2 separate regions of the Homo sapiens genome follow, and region 2 is linked to region 1. A link is a loop called in an ENCODE intact Hi-C map of the cell type or tissue named here. Cell type or tissue: mammary epithelial cell. All regions are shown on one strand. Each heading gives the region's core, and the rest is flanking DNA. Links, peaks and the distances in the headings are about the cores only. Region 1 overlaps PHLPP1 (PH domain and leucine rich repeat protein phosphatase 1). Region 2 overlaps PHLPP1 (PH domain and leucine rich repeat protein phosphatase 1).

Evidence for each region. A loop is a pair of places that touch in the nucleus more often than their neighbours do. Peaks named below come from ENCODE experiments on the same cell type or tissue, not always from the same donor. Only the 100,000 strongest peaks of a DNase experiment are listed, where the experiment ranks them.
Region 2: a loop joins it to region 1, with 2.1 times the contacts of the local background. A loop is called at or near these places in 2 of 110 quality-filtered maps.

What each region holds. Positions count from the first base shown.
Region 1 is chr18:62,777,095-62,787,669 of GRCh38, reverse strand. All of the region lies in intron 1 of PHLPP1 (PH domain and leucine rich repeat protein phosphatase 1), which reads right to left. Among named protein-coding and RNA genes, the nearest start is that of PHLPP1, 67 kb to the right of the region's middle. In mammary epithelial cell, for the core only: no CTCF peak of the experiment used is centred there; DNase peaks (open chromatin) are centred at 5,569 and 6,169; H3K27ac peaks cover 2,433 bases.
Region 2 is chr18:62,953,997-62,964,571 of GRCh38, reverse strand. It overlaps PHLPP1 (PH domain and leucine rich repeat protein phosphatase 1), which reads right to left. Exons shown (of 17, transcript NM_194449.4): 13 at 5,813-5,943; 14 at 1,100-1,204. Among named protein-coding and RNA genes, the nearest start is that of PHLPP1, 240 kb to the right of the region's middle. In mammary epithelial cell, for the core only: a CTCF peak has its summit at 6,514 (motif pointing right); no DNase peak of the experiment used is centred there.

The DNA.
Region 1 (10,575 bases), core at 1,696-9,695:
AATCAAGTGAATCAATTAATAAAAATACCAAAATAGGTTCAGAAAGAAACTGTAAATGGGAAAAGGCTGATAAAAATCTATACCCTGGTTCCAAGGCAAGAACTAAAATAAAAATTCAATTCCTGCTTCTGTCATCCTCGGAATATTAAACTAGGAATTATTCTTTGCTCCCCTCAGTTCCTCCCTTCAAAACGATGCTTTAGGTCGGGCACGGTGGCTCAAGCCTCTAATCCCAGCACTTTGGGAGGCCGAGGTGGGCGGATCATCTGAGGTCAGAAGTTCGAGACCAGCCTGGCTAACATGGCGAAAACCCGTCTCTATTAAAAATACAAAAATTAGCCAGGCAGTAGCGGCACGTGCCTGTAGTCCCAGCTACTCGTGAGGCTGAGGCAGGAGAATCATTTACAGGAGGTGGAGGTTGCAGTGGGCTGAGTGTACCATATACAGATAATTGGGGTTAGCTATATTTCAAAAATTGAGAGCAATCTGTTAAGCTAAAAAGAAAAGAGAGAAAAAAAAGGCATCCTGAGTAAAACATCTTTTCTCTGGAATCTAAAATTCCAGAGAAAATTGAATTTTTTCCCTGCACTCTGGCCTGGGCGACAAAGTGAGACTCCGTCTCTAAATAAATAAATAAATGAATGAATGCATGCACGCTTTAGAGGTATTCTACACCTCCCTGCCTCTAGATAAAGTCTAAGATGGGGAAAGTATTTGCAAATTACCTTAAACATTTTATATTCTCCTTTAGCCAGCTTTTTCAATTAACTGACCAAATACTCATTCTAATTATGTTACATCAGAAATTTTATACTAAATAAACAGCACAAACCATTGCAAAAAATGAAGACAAATGTCATTACTTCTTTGGCACAACTGGTAGCTTTTAGAAGAGGCAGTTCACAGAGCAGACTGTGAACCTTTTACCAAAATCATTCTACTAAGTGTAGCTACTATTAAAAGCAAGAGCTTAGGACAGCCTTTAAGTGTAGATACAAAAAAAGTCAATGATTTTTTATTCATTTGCTTTGTAAACAGCATTCTTAAATTGCAGATGACTTTTTCTCCTTAATATTGATCAAGAAAATCAGATGTTTAAATGAAAAGTTTGTTGCAAAAAGCAAAGACAATGGGAACAGTAACTTTGAAAATAAGGCAGCGAGATTAGTAACTTACCCAAGGTCACAGAGCTAGGAAATAAAACAGCCAAGACAGTCTGATTCCATGGACTTAACTCTCAACCAAAAGTAATAATGATAGTTAAGGATCACAAAACAAAACAACAATAACAACAACAAAATGGTGATACTACAACAAGATGGTGATAATAATAAATGATAACCAACTTGATGGTTCCATTCATAAAGTTCAAGATATGGGAAGCATCAGACTCATCCGTCTGCTGGAGAGGGCTTGTAGACATAGAATAAAGATGTTTATCTTTTAAAATGCCTATTACTCCTTACACTGCAAGGAACACTTTAAAAACTGACTTTTACCTGTGAGCATTAGCCACAGACGCCTATATTAAGAAATGTAATGTCTCTCTTTTAGGAAGATGCTCTGGCATCAGTGTGCAGAAGGGACTAGAAACTGAGGGACCACACTAGAGGCTATCACTGGTTAAACTGACTACAAGAAATTAATGACAATCTTGAGTTAAGGCAGGGATAGAAAGTCAAAGAGGGTGATAAGAGATATATTTAGGAAGTAGTCATCTCCCTATGTGTATCTACCTATGATTATTACAGTTATTGATTAAGCACTTGTTGCAGGTCAGGCACTTGGCTATGGACTGAAAATATTCAAATACAATTCAGTTCAGCTTACCACTCTTCCCCCTGCATGGCCCACTCCTGCCATACCAAACGATGGCATGGTTTCCTCACCTCCAAAATTAAACCGACAGCATATTCCTTTTTTACTTAGGCCCCAAATCCAGCATGAACGGTAATGACCCGAGAAAAGAACAATGCCAAAATTTTGGCAAAACAGCACAGTGGGCAGCGGAGAAAGCCTTTGGCATTAGGAAAACTACTTTCATGTTACGCTTTTCTTGCCTGTAAGGAAACTTTTTTTCCACAAACAATTTAAGTCTATATTAATGCCATTTTCTTCTCCCCAGAAGGATGTTACTAATCTATAAACAGTACTAAAATTTACAATCTAGGTAGATCAATCTTGCCCAACACCATCTCTAATAGCCACAGCACAAAGGTAGAGAAACCAGCCTTATTTCTCTATTTCAGTCCCAAGGTACTGCTTTGAATTTGTTTTTGCTCTAACAAACAGAGCAACCGCTTCTCCCTCTATAAACAGTACTCTCTCCTTTCCTGAATGATGAACACAGCAGGAATCTTAACACTGCTTCAGATGTTACATAAATTCTCCCTGTCCTTCTGAGGATGATACAGAGAGTCTTAAATGGCTCTTTATCTACTGACTGTGACATCACTGTTGGCAGCCACGGCACTATAATTGTTTTGGGGGAGAAGCACTGAATATCTCTGAGTGATCACATGCATTCTCTATTCCCTCCCTATCAGCCAAACACTGTATTTAGTGAACAATATAAACAATACATCAATTACAGTCCTTTAAAATTGAGAGTCAAACAGAAAAACATACCAATTATCTGGTTTTCTATGTTTTATAACAACCTAATTTTGGAGCTATGATTTAATTGCCTTCGTTATAAATAAGGAGTTTTTCAAATTATTCTCCCCTCCTCTAGCATTTATGCTATATTAATCTTTTTTTCCACAAATATCTATATATCTTCTGATTTTATGACTCATTTTGCCCTGAACAGACCATGCTTCAATTTCTCAATTACGGCAACTACGTCAAAAAGGAAACCACAATTACTGAATTCAAAAAAGGATCCCCATAATCTTCTGTTGATTTAAGTGTCAGTGAAACTAGCTTGTGCTCTGTTCCAATTCACTCTCAAAAAGTTCAATTAGGACTAAATGAAATGACCAAATAGTCCAAAACGTTAACACGTACTGAAGCAGGTTATATATCTGCAAACAACATGAGGTTTTATTAGTGATAATTCTCCCATTTCTTCAGCACACAGACAAATGTGTGGCTTTAGCAGTTTCTGATTTTGCACCACTCACTTAACTGCAAGTTGGCCTTCACTGGAACAAACTTAGCCCTTAAACTTCTCTTCCTTCTGAAGATGACAGCTTATGGGTATGGCTACAAAACCTACCATGAGTTATAGTACACCAACTTCTATTACCCTCCTCAAGCCTAAAATAAGAATTCTGTCCCTGCTTTCTTTCTATTAGCCTTTGGGATGAAACTATTATAGTAGAAACTTTACATTCCTCTTTTACTCTCACTATTGACATTTGGGGCCAGATAATTCTTTCCTGAGAGGCTATCCTGTGTATTGTAGGATGTTTCACTGTCCAATGACAAATGTCAAAGTAATCCCTCTATTTGTGACAATGAAAAAGTCTCCAGATGTTGCCAAATGCTCATGAGAACCACTGCTTTAGACATACCCCACTGTCTGCCCCATGTGAAGTCTAGGAGGAGGAAAGTACAATCAGAGAATGAGAATAACTTCAAAATACTCCCCATCGTCTTGAATCTTAAAAATGCACAACCTTGGAGGCCATGAGCCTGGGTCTGGAGTTACAAGTGCTCTGAGCTGTAGCCAGCAGCTTCAGCTCTGCCTAGCCAGGTGGCAGACACTAGGCCCTTTCTTGCTGTGGCCATCTTTCTTCTCATTCTCAGGCCCTTTCTTGAATGAGAGACCAGACCAAAATTGTGAGAAGTATAAGTTCTCTAAAAGTCAACTATAAATTCCGTATTGCTTTTTTACTTCCATTATGTGGACTGTTGTGCCTACAGTCAATCATTTCACCCCATAAGAAACATGATTTAATTAGGTTAAGGCACAAGTTATTAGGCTGTATTCCAAACATAAACTGGTAGCTATTCTAAGAGAAAAAAAAAAAATGCATCAAGAAAAAAGGGCAAAAGAAAAGCTTTTCTTCAAGGCTTCAGGTGTCCCCTTAATAGTGCTATTCATGGATCAGAAAAGATACTCATTTCATGAGTGCTGCACAATAGCTTCTTGTTACAATAACCATTACAATATAGCATTTATTGAAAGGCTTGTGGGCTGGGTGTGGTGGCTCACGCCTGTAATCCCAGCACTTTGGGAGGCCAAGGCGGGCAGATCACGAGGTCAGGAGATCGGCACCATCCTGGCTAACATGGTGAAACCCCGTCTCTACTGAAAATACAAAAAAGTTAGCTAGACATGGTGGCGGGCACCTGTAGTCCCAGCTACTCAGGAGGCTGAGGCAGGTGAATGGCGTGAACCCAGGAGGCAGAGCTTGCAGTGAGCCAAGATCACGCCACTGTGCTCCAGCCTGGGCAACAGAACAAGACTCTGTCTCAAAAAAAAAAAAAAAAGAAAAAAAAAAGAAAGGCTTGTGGGGAGCAGAATCAAGACCTAGTAACTATACGTGACTCATCTTTTTTTTTTTTTTTTAAAACTCTGAAAACAAATACTTTTAACTCACTAAGTTTTAGCATGAGTACCATTGATGGGTATCATTTCTATCTTCTGGCAAGAACAGTATTTTATTGGTCCCTAAATTATTTAAAGATTCTCATAAACTCTCATCAAAGTGATTTACTTATGAGAGCTGGAAGCAACCCAAACTATGGCTAAGTGTTTAAAACATTATAAAAGTAAATAAATTAATTTTACTACAGCACAAACAGATGTCAAAAAACAGACCACTGGAAGTCAAAAAACAAATAGCGCTTTGCCCCGAAAACATCTGATCTTAATCTGTCAAAAATTACCACTGCACTGCCTTTTGCTATGCCATCTTTAACACCGCCAAGAGTCACTACCCCTTGTTATTTCTCCTTCCCTCAAATAATTTACAGGTAAGAATTTATAGGATAGGAGATTTATCCCTATCTTACCTAGGGATAGATATTAAAGTCAGTGAATAGGATAAAATCACATATTATTGAAATTATTGCTGTAAATTCCTTCATTTGTGAATTCTGTCACATATATAACACTTATAGTTAATATAAAAGATGGAGTGCATATAGCTGAATTCATGTAAATTAAATTTGTATATAATATGTCTGCACTGTACTAAGATACTTTTAAGCAAGAATATATATGGCAGAGAGAGCCCCATTATTTAGTATTGAATCCTTCACAGTAAGTCACATCTTTTTAGGTGATAATATTGTGTGGCAACCCTGAATTATTCCACCCAATTAAAAAATCCAATTGAGTTAAACTATTACATCTTGCTCCTTACACCTTAGTCTATGTCTGGTGCCTCTGTTCTCTCTCCACAACCCTTACTTGGTTCAGCAGAAGAGGCTTGCCACATGTTCACAAATACAAGCAAAAATCAGGATTAGGAGACACCTGCACAGGCAGACTCATGCCTCTTGGCAGACATCCTCCAGTTGAGCAAGAGGAGCATCAGTAAAGTGAAGAGGAAATAGGCAGCGAAGTGTTTGCGTAAATATGTAACAAAGACAAACCCCTTTGGCATCTGAAAAGCATGAAATCAAAAGTATGGCTGAAAACATATTACAATAGGACTTAGGACAACAGAGAATTCATGACCATAACAAAAAAGAATGTGAAACAATGACAAGTCACTGAACCTCCAACACTGCTACCAAGTGTTATTTGTGATGGAGGCAACTGGCACTTTCTTACAAAACTTTTATTAGTCACTAAAACAGTTTCTTAGGGGAATCTTCATTCCAATCAGCAAGACTCACAGCTAAAAATTTCTCATATGTATTCCAAGCTAATGAAAATCTGGTGAATATAGGCCCTTTTTAAGAAAATACAATAAATCAAAGTTATCTTCATGAGGCTATGTTTCTAATGAACATGCAGCATTAAAACTGGAGCTTAAAATGCAGAAGACAGTTTGACTATAAATTAAAATCACACATATTTAACATAATTAATTTGGTGGAAAAAAAAAATCATCTTATCCCAGGTGGGAGGGTAGAGATATACCTCTAATCACACTGTTTTTCACATGGAGCCAGAAAGAGGAATACAAAACCACTCCAGAACCCAGTGACTCTCACAAGTGAAGGTGAGCGTCAGAGAAACAGGCAGCAACAGGTCACCAGGGCAGGAAAGGCCTGATGTGGAGCCAGGAGCCAAAACTGAGAGCCCAGTGATAGAGCCAGGTTAGACAGGAACAAGACATAGCATTTCCAAACACGTAAGATGAAGCAGACACCTGTCTACTGTCCATGGCGAGGCCCTGGTAGGCAGGTTAGGTGAGCAACCCACATTAAGGCAAGACATGAAATGGAGAGAAAATTTGTCCAAAGCCACATCAAAGTTATAATCATTTAGACTGATGTACAAACTTTTCTAAGACCATCAATTATTGAGTATCTACGGAGCACTTTATATACCTTATCTAATTTACTTAAGCTCTCCCAAAAATCTTATGAGGCAAATATAAAATTTCAACAATTTTTAAATTAAGGAAACTAAGATTTAGAAGAGTTACATAGTTTTCCCAAACTCAAATAGTCAAATAAGTGGTAAAGCTAACCTTTGAGCCAAGGCCTTTTGGATTCCAAAGCCAGTGTTCTCAAGAATAAACCCAAATGTCTAAATGCATGCTTTTCCCATTGAAACACACAACCTGGAAGGTTAAAGTTACTGGCAGCATCCTGTTGTTAAGAGTTCCACTGGCATTGAAAACTGTGTTATGTATCACACTAACCAAGAAGCTGGAGAGGATATGAGGTATCATATAGCATGAGGGAATCCAAGGACCACAAGGTGTATTGTTGAGATGCATCAGTATACAGTAAGGAAGACTCCTTAATCAAAATGCTGCCAGCACATGCAAATAAAGAATTTGACAAACTACAGCAGAGGTTCTCCAAGCATGGTTCTTGGATCAGCAGTGATATAACCTAAGGACTTCTTACAAACCCAAGTTCTCAGGTCCCACTCCAGACCTACTGAATCAGAAACTCAGGGTGGGGAGCAGCAATCCATGTTTTAACAAATCCTAAGGTGATTCTGATGAGCACTGAACTACAGAACACGGAATGGAACATTCAGCATTCTATAAGATTTCTTAAAACTGATGCATATCTAATGTCAATGAAGAATGATATGAACCTTAAGTAAAACTGATGTGCTAAAGTAGGACACATGAGGCCAAGTCAATCATAAAATTCTCAAATGACTTCCAAAGAAGAAAAAGGTTGAGAACCTTCAAACTGTGAGAAGGCCAAATAAGTATCCTTAAGACAAAACTTTATTATCCACTTAAATAATACTGCCAATTTTTAAATCAATATGCCCAATAAATCATGTACAGTATTTCTTATTGCAGCCACTAACAAAAATGAAAACAAACAAAAACTGAAATAAACTAGACCACTTCTGAATCCTTCAGATGTTTTAATGTTCAGTTAAGTAAAACAAACTCGACTATTCCTTCTTGAAAAGCGTAATGGTAACTGGACAACTATCATATATACCACATACGCATACAACCTATAAAAATTCCCACAAGCGCAAAATGACTGGTTCTTGCCCAGAATTACATAATTATACACTGTTAAAAAAAGACTAACATTTGAGACCATTTCATTCAACTCTATTATTTTATAAATTAGGGAACTGAGGGCCAAAATATTCATGTGGACAGTTGGCTACTGGCAGAACTAAAACCAGAGGCTGGGCTTCCTGACCTCCAGCCCAGAGAGCTCTCAATCTACCAGCCTGCCTCAGCCAAGCTTTAACTCAAAAAAAACAGAACACATGGCCTGATGATACTTCAGCAAGTCCCAAAACACCTCTGGAATTAATCGAAACTTAAAACCAAAAGAAGAGTATTATTTAGCTACATTAAAGAATTGATATGATGAGAAATCATGACCCGACAAATTGAATACGAGACAGAACCCTGTAATCTGCATAGCTCCAGCCACAAAAGACAGTATCTGTTTCTACCATAATTAAATTCTGTACTACGTAATGAAAAGCTGAATCAATTACTGAGTAATTTAAACAGACAATCATATCAATTAGTACCTATTTAGTCACAAGTTGTTTCTGACTGTCAGTTACTTCAGTGAGGATGATGATACAGATGACATTCATCCCTCTGCACACTCACCAAGCACCTGCTGTGTGTCTCCATGCACTGGGATACTGCAGTAAGTAAACCATACAGCAAGGCAACCACTCTCCTGAGGATTACTGACCAACAAGAGGCAGGGTGACAAGTACCATGGAGACAGTTAAAATAGTGTAATGGAATAGGTGACTAGAGAGGAATGGAGACTGCTGAAGATTGCTCTGAGGAGGTGACATTTAATATGAAACCTGAAGAAAAAAAAAAATCTGAAGGTCTGGAAAAGAAGATTACCAACAGACGGGACCACAAATACAAAGGCCTAAGGAGATCATGCACTTTCATGCTCAGGCAGAGTAGCGGAAGCAAGGCTACCAAGGGGAGGAGGGGTAGGAGATAAGGCTGAGCATGAAGGCCTAGGAGGGCATTCAGATTTCATTCTAAGTGCAATGGGAAACCCCTGGAAGGTTTTAAATAGGAGCATGACAGGGTCTAATTACATATGAATACAACAAAATCATTACAAATTTTCAATAGCCTCTGAGTTTATTACTCCAGCCACTAACATTCCCTGAATTAACAATATACAAGCCTACGGCTAACCTTGTGGGACCAAAGAAGTCAGAAGGCTTAATTTAAAATATTTCCAAAGCATAATATGAGCAAATATGCTAAAGAATGACTCAAAATCTATACCACATCATCAAGCTATAAACATTAATCAATAAACTAACAGTTACTCCACAGACTAAATTATTCTATCTCCTGGATACTTAGCCTGTATACTACCTTAGAATAGCAGTAATAGAAGTTTTACAAGGTGTTTTTTGGAGCTCTACTTTCATTTAAAAAAACCCTCTAAAGAATAAACTTAATTTGAACACACGCTTGTATTATTTCTAAAAATATGTAATCTTACACTTAAATAGCTATGTCTCTGAGCAAAACAACAGCAAGGCCCTGATGGAATAAGCACGGTATACAATAAGTCAGAGGGAGTTCAGAATAATGAATTTATTCCTACCAAAAGAATAAATAATGAATTTACTCTTACCATTCTCCTCATCACATCTTCACTGCCGGTTCAACAGAAGCTATTTCCTAATTAAACTAAAGGCTATATTTAGTCTTCCAGATTATTCTCTTTAAGTTAGCCCCTCTAAGTATAAAATGATTTTTAAAAACAACATAGCACCCAAAATTTACTGGCTGCCCAGTCTGCCCTTCAAGTCAATGATTTCCAGCGCTGTCTTTTTAACTGCCAAGGTTCCTCAACTATTCCCTCAAAAAAAGTCTCCTGTATCACAATGGTCTAGGAGGTGCTGGGAAGAATATCAAAGGTAATACATTAAAAAGAGTTCAATCTAACAAAATAATGACAATAGAATGCAGTAAATATAATAACAGAAGTTATGGCTAAGTCCTCCAAGTTAGGGATTGATTAATTCTTTACATAGAAAACTGGCTGATTCACTCTCTCCTTGTCATATGGTATGACATGGAGATTCCAACAAGTGACATCACCTAGATTTAGGCAACTCTTGGGAAATTGACAGTTATTGAGGATTTTTCAGCAGGGTAGTAACACGAATGATTGGAGTAATTTTAAAGTAATAACCTATGACATTATGGCATTATGGAAATAGATTGGAGAAGGCAGACATGATATGCAGGACACCAATGAGAAGGGTGTTTTAATGTGAGAGACAAAAACAACGAGCACTTTAACAAAAATATTCTAAAAGAGAGTCCTTACTGGTTGGGGGAAGGGGATGAGTCCTTTCTAAAACAGAAATCTATTACAAGTGATATCCAAATATAGACAGTGACGGAAAAGGTAAAGTCAAAAATGGATCACAGACTTAAAACTACAGAGCTTCTAGAAGAAAACTCAAGAAAAATCTTTGTGACTTTACAGTAGGCAAAAAACACCTCACAAATTAGGCTTTAAAAAAATTTTAACTTCTGCTTTTCAAAACAACACCCTTTAGATAATATGTAAGAAATATATAATAAAATATATAATATAAATAAGAATATAAGAAACCACAGAATAGGATAAAATATTTTTCAATACATACATATACCTAACAAGGACTAATATCCAGCATATAAAAAGAACTTTCACAACTCAATAACAACCCAATAAGAAAAATGGGCAAAAGATCTAAACTCACATCTCATAAATGAAGATATCTGAATGGCACATGGAAAGATGCTCAAAATCATTCACCATCAAAGAAATGCAAATTTAAGCTACAATAAGATACCACTACAAGCTCATTAGAATGGCTCAAATTTAAAAGATTAACACCAAATACTGCAGAGAATGTAGAGCATTTGGAACTTTCAAACACTGCTAGTGAAAATGCAAAATGGTATAAACACTTTGGAAAATGGTTTGGCAGTTTCCTTTAAAATTAAACGAACA
Region 2 (10,575 bases), core at 1,611-9,610, 180 kb before region 1:
AGAGAACAGAGTTGTTAACTCTTCTCTAGAGAGCACAAGGCCAAATGACACCTTAGGGAAAGGGGAAAAGATCAATGTGTCAGATCCAGAATTTGAGTTGATGCTGTTTTCTGTTCCAAAGAAAAGCAGGCAGAATGGCAGCAACAATTCCAAACCTTTTATTTTCTATGAAGAGTATTCAGCTAGTCGGTGGTTCTCAAGCCTAGACCCATACTAGAATCACCTGGGGGAGATTTTAAAACATTCTGATTTAATGAGTCTAGGTTGGGAGACTTTTTAAAAACTTTCCTTACCTTACTGATTCTAATGTGTGCCCAGGGTTGAATACTAATGTTAGCTATTATTAGATCTACCTCCACTTTCTGTTCTTCCTTACAATACTTCTGTGTTCTTATACTTCAGCTAATTAAATTATGGCCGTTCTAATTTACAGGATTCTTTACCTGTCTAGGTACTAATTATTAGCACCTCTTCATATAATACAAGCAAGCCTGAAAAGCCTGGTTACATTTTTCAGGAAAAATCAATATCTGTATCTAAGAGAGGGAAGGGTGGGGAAAATGGAGAAGAAAAAGATATTAAGATGGGCAAGTCCTGGTGGCAAGACAAGCAGATGACATTACAGACAATGGACATCAAACTGCTGCCAAGCTAATTTAGATTGTAAAAACAGCTCCATAGTCAATAACATGAGTGATCTTAAATATGCACAATTAAGCTACTTCTCCTTTAATACTATCTCTGTTTTGCTTGGTAAACAAGCGTCAGAGGAAGATAAAGGAGCTTTTCAAAGGAGCAGGGATGCATTTCAATACTTAGGCCTTTTCTAAACACTGGAGTCTTACATAGATATAATGTGTCAGTTACCTTGTATCCTAGCAACGTCTCCTACTAAGGGAGACTATGTGATTCCAAACAGGGCCTTCCCTTAATGTTCAAACATAAGTCGTGAGGGAGCCTCACTCTGGGGAAACTTGCAATACTCAAAGAAATTTTACATGAGAAAAGTGTGTGCTACAGCACTGAGTTTCTTTCTACCCAACTAAAGGAGTGAGACAGGCAGGAGGCACTTCTTCCTCTAAAGTTTCATCTGACTTACTTGTTTTTTACCCCCGAAGCTTCAGTGTAACCATGACTCCATACAGCTGGGGCTCCGGAAGCGTCTCCTGTAGAAGGCTGATCAATCTTGAAACAGCGGATATTACTAACAAGAGAAACAGGGAGGGAACAGGAATCATTAAAACCAAATGTGTGCAAATTGCTACCTTTATCCAAGAAATAAAAAATACACCTGTTAAACACTCTGTACTTACCATTTCTTACTGCGTTTAATGTGTCTGAAATACTTATCAGCAACAAGAACCAGCTACTCGTTGTAATGAAAACTGAGGGGCATATATACAGAGCACGAAAATTAGTTTTAATGAGCATCGTAAAGCAGCTATTAGAGACTTTCACACATTCCACTTTAGATGACTGCTCTCTCCTGGGAATGACAAGGACAGCTCTCAGCCTTGGCATGAGAAAACAAAACTTAAGTAATAGGATGGGTGTATTCTTACACCATGAATACTCAGAAAGAACAACAACAAAACACCTAAGCCACAATTATACTGCATTTAGATGATGTGAGAGAATTCTGCAATATTCATCTCCAAATCCAATTTCTGTCCATATAACCCCTCCAAATATTATCATGGACTTGCAGTTCCCTGGAGCTTCCAATACTCTCCTCACGGGTATAGCCAAGTATGCTAAGACTAATATCATAAAATAAAACATATATGTAAAATTACAAAGCAAATGAAGGGTATTTAATAAATTACAAGTTAACTGTATGTATTTAAACTGGGAGATTTCTTACCTCTCCTCAGCCCTCATATGCCATAATTGATCCAACAGGACCCAAAACAGAAATACTAAAGGGACAAATTCTCAAATAGCATTTCTTAAAAATCAGCCTTGCCAGGCGCGGTGGCTCACGCCTGTAATCCCAGCACTTTGGGAGGCCAAGGCGGGCGGATCACCTGAGGTCGGGAGTTCGAGATCAGCCTGACCAACATGGAGAAACCCTGTCTCTACTAAAAATACAAAAAATTAGCTGGGCATGGTGGTGCATGCCTGTAACTCCAGCTACTCGGGAGGCTGAGACAGGAGGATCACTTGAACTCGGGAGGTGGAGGTTGCGGTGAGCCAAGATTGTGCCACTGCACTCCAGCCTGGGCAACAAGAGCGAAACTCTGTCTCAAAAAATAAATAACATAACACATAACATAACATAACATAAAAGAACATAAAATAAAATAAAATAAAATCAGCCTCTAGAAAGCATTCTGTGCCCCTAAACAGGGAGTCATTAACAGATGTAAAGTAGTCTGTTAAAAGGCTGGCTACCACAAGGTGAAATAAGTCCTCTTACTTGTAAATTGCCACTAAGTTTCCCCCTCATTATTATTTAAACAAGGGAAAAAGTATATGTATTATCTGCTGACAACTGAAGCAACACCTACATAGTTCTGGTCATGACCACAAGAATTAAAATTATCTGTTGGTACTCATTACTCCCAAATCTAACAAATACTGTATATCCTTCCTAAGAACCAGTTAAAGCTCTAAGAAGTAAATCAATATCTAACTTGTATTCCCTTTGTAACTAGAAATAACTGATGGCAATTTTTCTGAAATTTAAAAATATATGGTTAAAGAAAAGTTTCTACTCTCAATTACTAGCAAACATTTACTTTCCATCTTGTCTTGAAAAACATAAATCATAGTGTCAATAGAAAATCCCCAAATCAAGTTAATACCTTGTTTTACAATAAGGCTGGAGCTAAATCTTTTTTTCAAAGTTTTCAATTCTATAAATAAAAGAGGCATTAACAAAAAAAAGGACAGTCCTCCATTATTTGCTCTCCATATGACCTGGTACTCCATTTTATCCATCTAAAACAGTCAGCAATACAATAGGTTTCTTAAGACATATCCTAAGGCTCTTAGATACCATCCTGAAGTCTAGGGAAAAGTGAAGGCTCATTTTTAAAGGCATTTATAATTTTTACAGAACACAAAGTCTTCAGAGAAATAATTCCATTTCCTAGCCTGATTATTAAAGGAAAAAAAAAATAACTCTTAACTGCCCCCTCTCCCCAGCACACAAATAATTCTTTCTAGTGAAGCAGCAATTTCTCTTCTCTACCTAGCTGAACACAGTGTGGCTGAGCAGCTATCTGAAGTGAAATGAATGCTGACTCTTGTATATCTTTATTTTTTATTTTTTGAGACGGAGTTTCGCTCTTGCTGCCCAGGCTGGAGTACAATAGCGTAACACGGCTCACTGCAACCTCCGCCCCCAGGTTCAAGTGACTCTCCTGCCTCAGCCTCCTGAGTAGCTGGGATTGCAGGCATGCGTCACCTCGCCCGCCAATTTTTTTGTATTTAGTAGAGACGGGTTTTCATCATGTTGGTCAGGCTGGTTGCAAACTCCTGACCTCAGGTGATCTACCCACCTCGGCCTCCCAAAGTGCTGGGATTACAGGCGTGAGCCACCACACCCGGCCATCTTGTATATCTTTAAATGAGTCAGAGTTCTGTGAACCACAGCTCAATCTCACAGAAGAGTCCTCATATGCACTTAATCGGCTCACATAAAACAAACCAACCCTCTAAAAGTGCAAATAATATACGGAAAATCTTCCAAGTCATTAAGAATCCACAACCTTCCAGATGTTAAACAGAAGGTAACATTTTAAGAGTATTATGATTTTTTGCTATAGGAAACTTTGGTCTGAGTAAGTGAATATTTTAAAAAGCTTGATACGTACGACAACTGCTTTTAAGAAGAGTGTAATACCAAATTATACTCCTTCAGCAGCACCAATTTGAGGGGGGAAATGTTATTCAAATATTTTATTTTGTATTTGCTTGATATACTTATAAGTTTGAACATCTTTTCATGTAACTATTTGTACTGCATCTGTTAAATGTTAATGTCCTTGGTTTATTTTGAGTACTTTTCTTATCATATAAGAACATTTTCTAGTAAGCATATTAATGCTTTTATTTTTTGTATTTCTCTTCCTAGTTTGTCATTTGCCATTTATATCTACTCTTGAGAGTTTCTGAAATAGGAAATAGACATTTAACACTTTTATGTATAAAAAGTATATTTACGTGTAAACATATACGACATAAATATTGAAACCAATCTACATGTACTGATTTCTTTTCTTGTGACTTACTCCCTTCATTTCTTGGCCTAAAAAGTCTTTTTCTAACTTGTGAAGATATTCATATGATTTATTACTTTTAAAAATCATTTAATTTTACAGATTCAACTATTTCAGCTGGATTTTGGTGTGATATAAGAATGCAACTTTAATTTTTCTCTAAGTGGCTACTTCCATTTATTAACAAATTTTGGTGCAATTATTTTTAAATTTTATTTGTAAAAAAATGCTCAAAAATTTTTGTATCCTACGTATAAAAAATACTCAAAAGCTATCTGTTTAAAGATGATGTATTTTGATAATCCATGTTTTCTTGATCTTAAAAAGTACCTTAAAGATCACGTAGGCCATTTTTTTTCTCATCTTATAGGTGTGGACAGATGGAGGGGTTTAGGCCGAGGTTTCATACATGTGATCAACAATGGAGAGAACCTCGGTCTCTACGCCTTCCTCAGGACACTCAGGCAGTGTTTTTCAACTATGTATCAAAATTAATTTTCTCATCAAGTACTAAAATGCCAACAAATTAGGCACTAATTAGGCCAATTCTATCCAGGAATCACTTTAAGTGCTTTTCAAACTTTGGTTTGCACTACAGCCTAGGATAGTATTAACGGACCAGTCACCAAAATTCTACCGTTCTTTTCTGATTCTCTTAAGATAATGGAAGATGACTTTCGGCAACAAATATTCCAACATTGAATAAACATATATGGCATGCATAATGACTAATGTATGACAATGTTTAAAACTGCTACTGATATACCCCAAAAAATTCTGAAAATTCAGAAAAGTTTAAAGAAGAAAATAAACACTACCCATAATACTATTATCCAGAGAATAACACCACTTTAACTCTTTTTATATATCCTTTCAGGCATTTTCTAGATGTGTGTATGCATACACATGTACATATACCCAATGCACACAAATTTATAATGCAAAAATTGAATTATACTATAAAACTTCATTGTGAATTTTATTAATATTTTCACTTAATATACTGTAAAGATCTTTTGAGTTAGCAATATAGCTCTAAATAATTTTAAATGGCTTTGTAATATTCAATTGTGGAACATTATTTAATTCTTAATAGACATTTAGAGTTCCATGATGAACATTCTCATTAAGACATCTTTCCTACTGCAGACCTTTAAGGTTTTACATAGAAAACTCCAACCACTAATTCTTTTATCAATATCAAGAATGAAACAGCATCAATGACCTCTTTCCCAAACCGTGAAGATCTAACTATTGGTAGGATCTAACTACTCCGCATTCTTGGTTTTATTTAAATAACCTGGATTTCAGCGCTACACTGTTAATTTTCCCTACATCATCCATCTCTTTTAAAATCCTTCCTTAATATTTGCATTAACTGTCACAACCACGTTATCAGTGACTACTGAGATTTAAGTTACATCTTGGTTGTTCATTGCTTCCCTGCATCTTGTATATCCTGTTGTGTGTGTTAACACAGCTAACAAGTCAATGATGCTTCATATTTTGTTTCCCATTTTCACTAAGATATGAATCCCATTGCCAGTGGACAATGATGGGGATACAGTGCTTTACAGAATACTTACTTCAGTAGTTCCAGGGTTTTGTGATCAAGGACAAGGCGCGGGTTTCCAGTCAGGTCTAGCTCCTGCAGTTTGGGAGGCAGGTTTTCTGGTAATGTGACTTCACTTAGCTCATTACAGCTCAGGTCCACACACTGAAAAAAGAACAAGTGCAAACAAGAAAGAGATGGTCTAGAGAAGCTCTTCAGGGAATTCTATACTCCTACTCTTTGCATGCAAATCAGTCTGACCATTCATTATAATACACTAGACAAATGTGGAAAAGGAGGCTTATCTGTTACTTTGCCATAAACATTTAAAATAGATTTTGCTAAATGCAAAAAAAATTTTTTAATTTTCTTTGAATAACAGAAAATCCATGTTCTTTATTCTTCCTATATTTTTCACTTAATTTTATCTCCACGTTTAAAATTAAGCATTAACTAAAAAATCCTAATAGATTTTCTTATTGCTCACAAAATCTCCGTGCCATGAGAACTATAGCTCAAACATTAAAATGAACTTTAAAGGAATTTCTTAAAACAAAACAAAAAACAAAGAAGGCTGAGTACAGAGGCTCACGCTTATAATCCCAGCACTTTGGGAGGCCGAGTAGGGTGGATCACTTGAGGTCAGGGGTTTGAGACCAGCCTGGCCAACATGGTGAAACCCCATCTCTACTAAAAATACAAAAATTGGCCAGGTGGTGGCGCAAGCCTGTAATCCCAGCTATTCAAGGTGGCTGACACATGAGAATCACTTGAATACGGTAGGTGCACCGGGCACAGTGGCTCACATCTGTAAACCCAGCACTTTGGGAGGCAGAGGCAGGCGTATCACCTGAGGTCAGGAGTTCGAGATCAGCCTGGGCAACACAGTGAAACCCCCATCTCTACTAAAAATACAAAATTAGCCAGGCACATGCCTGTAATCCCAGCTACTAGAGAGGGTGAGGCAGGAGAATCGCTTGATTCTGGGAGGTGGAGGATGCAGTGAGCCGAGATCGCACCATTGCACTCCAGCCTGTGCAACAAGAGTAAATCTCCATCTCACCAAAAAAAAAAAAATAAGAATCCGGGAGGTGCAGGTTGCAGAGACCACACCACTGCATTCTGGCCTGGGCGACAGAGCAAGACCCTGTCTCAAAAAAAACAAAACAAAACAGAAAACAAACAAACAAACAAAAAACAAAGAAAAGAACATGTAAAATGAGGAAAAGGCAGGTAACACACACTCAAAATGAGAAGATATTTCAAAAGAAACTGAATAAGAAATTGGCAAAAGCAAGATGAGCAGGTAAGCCTGCCTAATCTGTGTCAAAAAAAAAAAGGGGCTGAGTCAAGTATGGATCCTACCCTCAAGGCATCAACATCTGGACTCTCCAACAGGTCCTCCCTAATTTAACTTGAAAGAAAAATCACAAAAGGGTCATGTTGGTTACAAAAAAATCAGGTTTTACCTGTAAGTAGAAATTATAGCTCCTTTCTCACAAAACTGATGTAAAGCTTAAATAAGGTGTACTGTAAAAAGAGGGGCTGCCCTTGTGTTCAGGGAGCAGGGAACCTAGGTGGAGAAGGCTCAGCATACACAAGAGAAACGGAGTGGTCAGCGCTCTAGATACAACAATGCAGAATATATATAGTATATAGTATGGGGTGGAGAGCATTCAATTATCTGGCTGAATTAGTACCTTATTGTAAGTTTCAAAAGTGCTTACAGAAACGATCAGAGGGGAATTGTTTTGTTCTCTCTTCAGTCCTTTAAAAAAAGGGAGGAGGGAGATTATACTCAAGAACTTCAGGATCTTAAAAGTGGACAAAATCTTCCTTTTATTTGGAAAAATTCTCAAAGAATTTAAATCTAGTAGGGATTGGGGAAGGGTAGAGATTGGGTAAAATGAAAACCTGTATTTTTGGGTAAATATATTTTCAATAGGCTTCAAACAACACAATGCTCTCACACAAAATGTTTCATACAGTTGCTTCCAAATAGTAGCAATGAAAAAAATTATATTGCCATTCTAAATAATCATATTTTATTATGAGAGCATTATAACCACATTATCCACAAAAAGCTGAGCAAAAAGAAAAGCTCAGAAAAATATACCCTTAAATCTACCACCCTAACACACCCAGGGTTAGCATTCTGTTTTTTTTTCCTTATAGTCTTATTCATATATATTTTTTAAAAGCCTTAAAAATCTCAAACATAGGTGCAATTTCATTACATTTCATTTACTCTTCTATCACTCTACTGCAACCATTTTCCCCATCTTCATTCCCATCTGCTATGGTCTGAATGTTTGTCCCCCAACAAATTTTCATCATATGCTGAAACTTAATCCCCAACGTGATAGTATTAAGAAGTGGGGCCTTTGGGAACAGATGAGGTCATAAGGGCTTTGCCCTCATGCATGGGATTAGTGGCCTTATAAAACAGGCCCAGTCAGCTTGTTCACTCTTTGCACCTGACAAGCATACATGGAAGGAACTATCTATGAGAAATGGGGCCTCATCAGACCAAATCTGCTGGTACCTTCATCTTGGACTTCCCAGCCTCTAGAACTGCGAGCAAGAAATTTCTGTTGTTAATAAATTATCCAGTCTAAGGCATGTTGTTATAGCAGCCTGAATGCCCTAATATACCACCACCTTTAATAGCCCCATACTAATTCTAGTAGATGTACATTAATTTACTTAACCTAAATATTGGAGAAAACAGTCATCTCTTTTTTGCTTTGTTTTGTTTTTTTCAATTATAAATAATGGTTACATCAACAGTCAACCAGAGTTTAATGAAAAACTGATACCCGATAATACTGGGTAATAATGGGACATGCTACCAACAGAGTCAGTACACATCAGCATAGCAGGACAACAAATGGGGATATACACAATCTACTGGACACTGATGGGACAGGAAATAAAGAGCTAATAAGTGTGAGTAATTTAGGATGCAAGTAGTTGACAACAAAATTCAGGGGTCAGAAAATGCCTTTGGTCAAAGATTAAAGGCATTCTGCAGAAATATTGAATTTTATGAAATTGGTAAAAATTTTTTCTACAGATATAAACTAGCTCATTCTCTAAATTATCAAATTATGAAATGAGTTCAGTAGGGTAACTAATTACTTATGAAGATAATGCTGCAGGCTGTAATGCAGACCTTCTTAGAGATGATGTTCCTGTGCCTCCCCTCTGCCCAGGACTGTTTGCTCCCCAAGGCTCCTGTGACAGAGTCTCTGATTCACTGCAGCAGGTTCCCTTCCGTCGAGCTCCACTACCCTGGACTGACCTGCATCCCATTTCCCCCGGAGGGCTCTGGCTGCACCAGAAATTTGCTTTTGGTCTTGCTTCCCTCAATGTACTCCTTGTATGCTGTCAGGATGGTTTCTCAGTGTGGTTTACTCCACCTGCTCACACTCCAGCTTCAGTCCGTCAGCCTGCTCCCAGGTGTCCTTCAACCCGACACCAAACTCCTCAGAATGTCCAACAAGGCATCCCCAACTTTGCACACTGGCTTCCTCACACTCCATGTTCCACCCATGCCAGAGTGCCTGCAGCTCATGCATGTGACATGCTTTCATCTGTCTGTGCCTTAACACATGCTTCTCTCTGTGCTTGGAACTCTTTTCTTCATGCTTTTCTTGCTTTTTATCTGGTGCAATATGCCTGATTCCTTTTAAGACTCAACTCAATGCCAACTCTACTACAACCTGTTTCAATTTGGTGTCCCTTGTTATAATTATCTGCTTACTTATTTCTTCCATGAGACTATGGCCTCCTAGAGAGCAGGGATTGCTGCTGTTTCTCCCCGGATATCCTAAGCGCAGTGCACTGGAAAGTGTAGATGTTCAACAAATGGTTTCATTAAAAGGATGAACAAATGATTGCCTGGCACATGACAATCATTTTCTCAGTGAGTTTATGAAGGACTCTTGTAAGGTGTTTCAGTAATTAAATCTGCTAGGATGGGAACTGAGATACCAGTGCTTAGGTTAAATTCAGCATAGAATAGATAGCATTTTAATGCAATTTTAATACATTTTAAATATCATAGTTTATTTCTACATAAGAATGCAACCATTTTCTTTAATGGCAGATAAGCAAAAACACCCTTTTATACTTCTGCACACAGGAAGGAGGTTCGTTCACAGAAATTATAGAAAGTTGAAAAAAAAATTACAGGATGTTGGTATCTGGTGCTGCTCTCCCAGTGTTAACACAGTGAGCAACACGCTTAGAAGCACTCTGTCATGTTCTTTCAATAGTCCTCAACAAAGGCTGACTGCTGAGGTACTCCACAAACACTTGTTGGCTGAATCATAATGGTTACCACTAAGCAAATAGAAAATATTTGAGTGAAACTGGAATAAAAAAAGACCCTTTATATTGTTAATATATGTACCTCTATGGTTAGTGTACTACAACTTTCTTAAAAATATATTCAATAGAATGTTAAATCTGGCTAAAACACGACTAAAAGAAAATTATCTTTCCCTCTTTCAGGCCCATTCTAGAATATAGCTAACAAAAATTACTTTGTTATAATCAAAATTCTGGTAAGAATGCCCAAAAAATTATGCAACCCTCAGAAAAAGTGAGATAACTCATAGCTGAGAAGGAACTCTTGATTTAGAGGAAAATCATTACAAACACATTTAGATAAGAGCATAAAAAAGTCATTATATCTTAAAGAAAAAGAAATTCAACTTGATGTATAGTTTAAGTGTAACTATCACAAAAGCTGCATGGAGCCTGTCTTTATTATGTTTTCCTCAGAACATT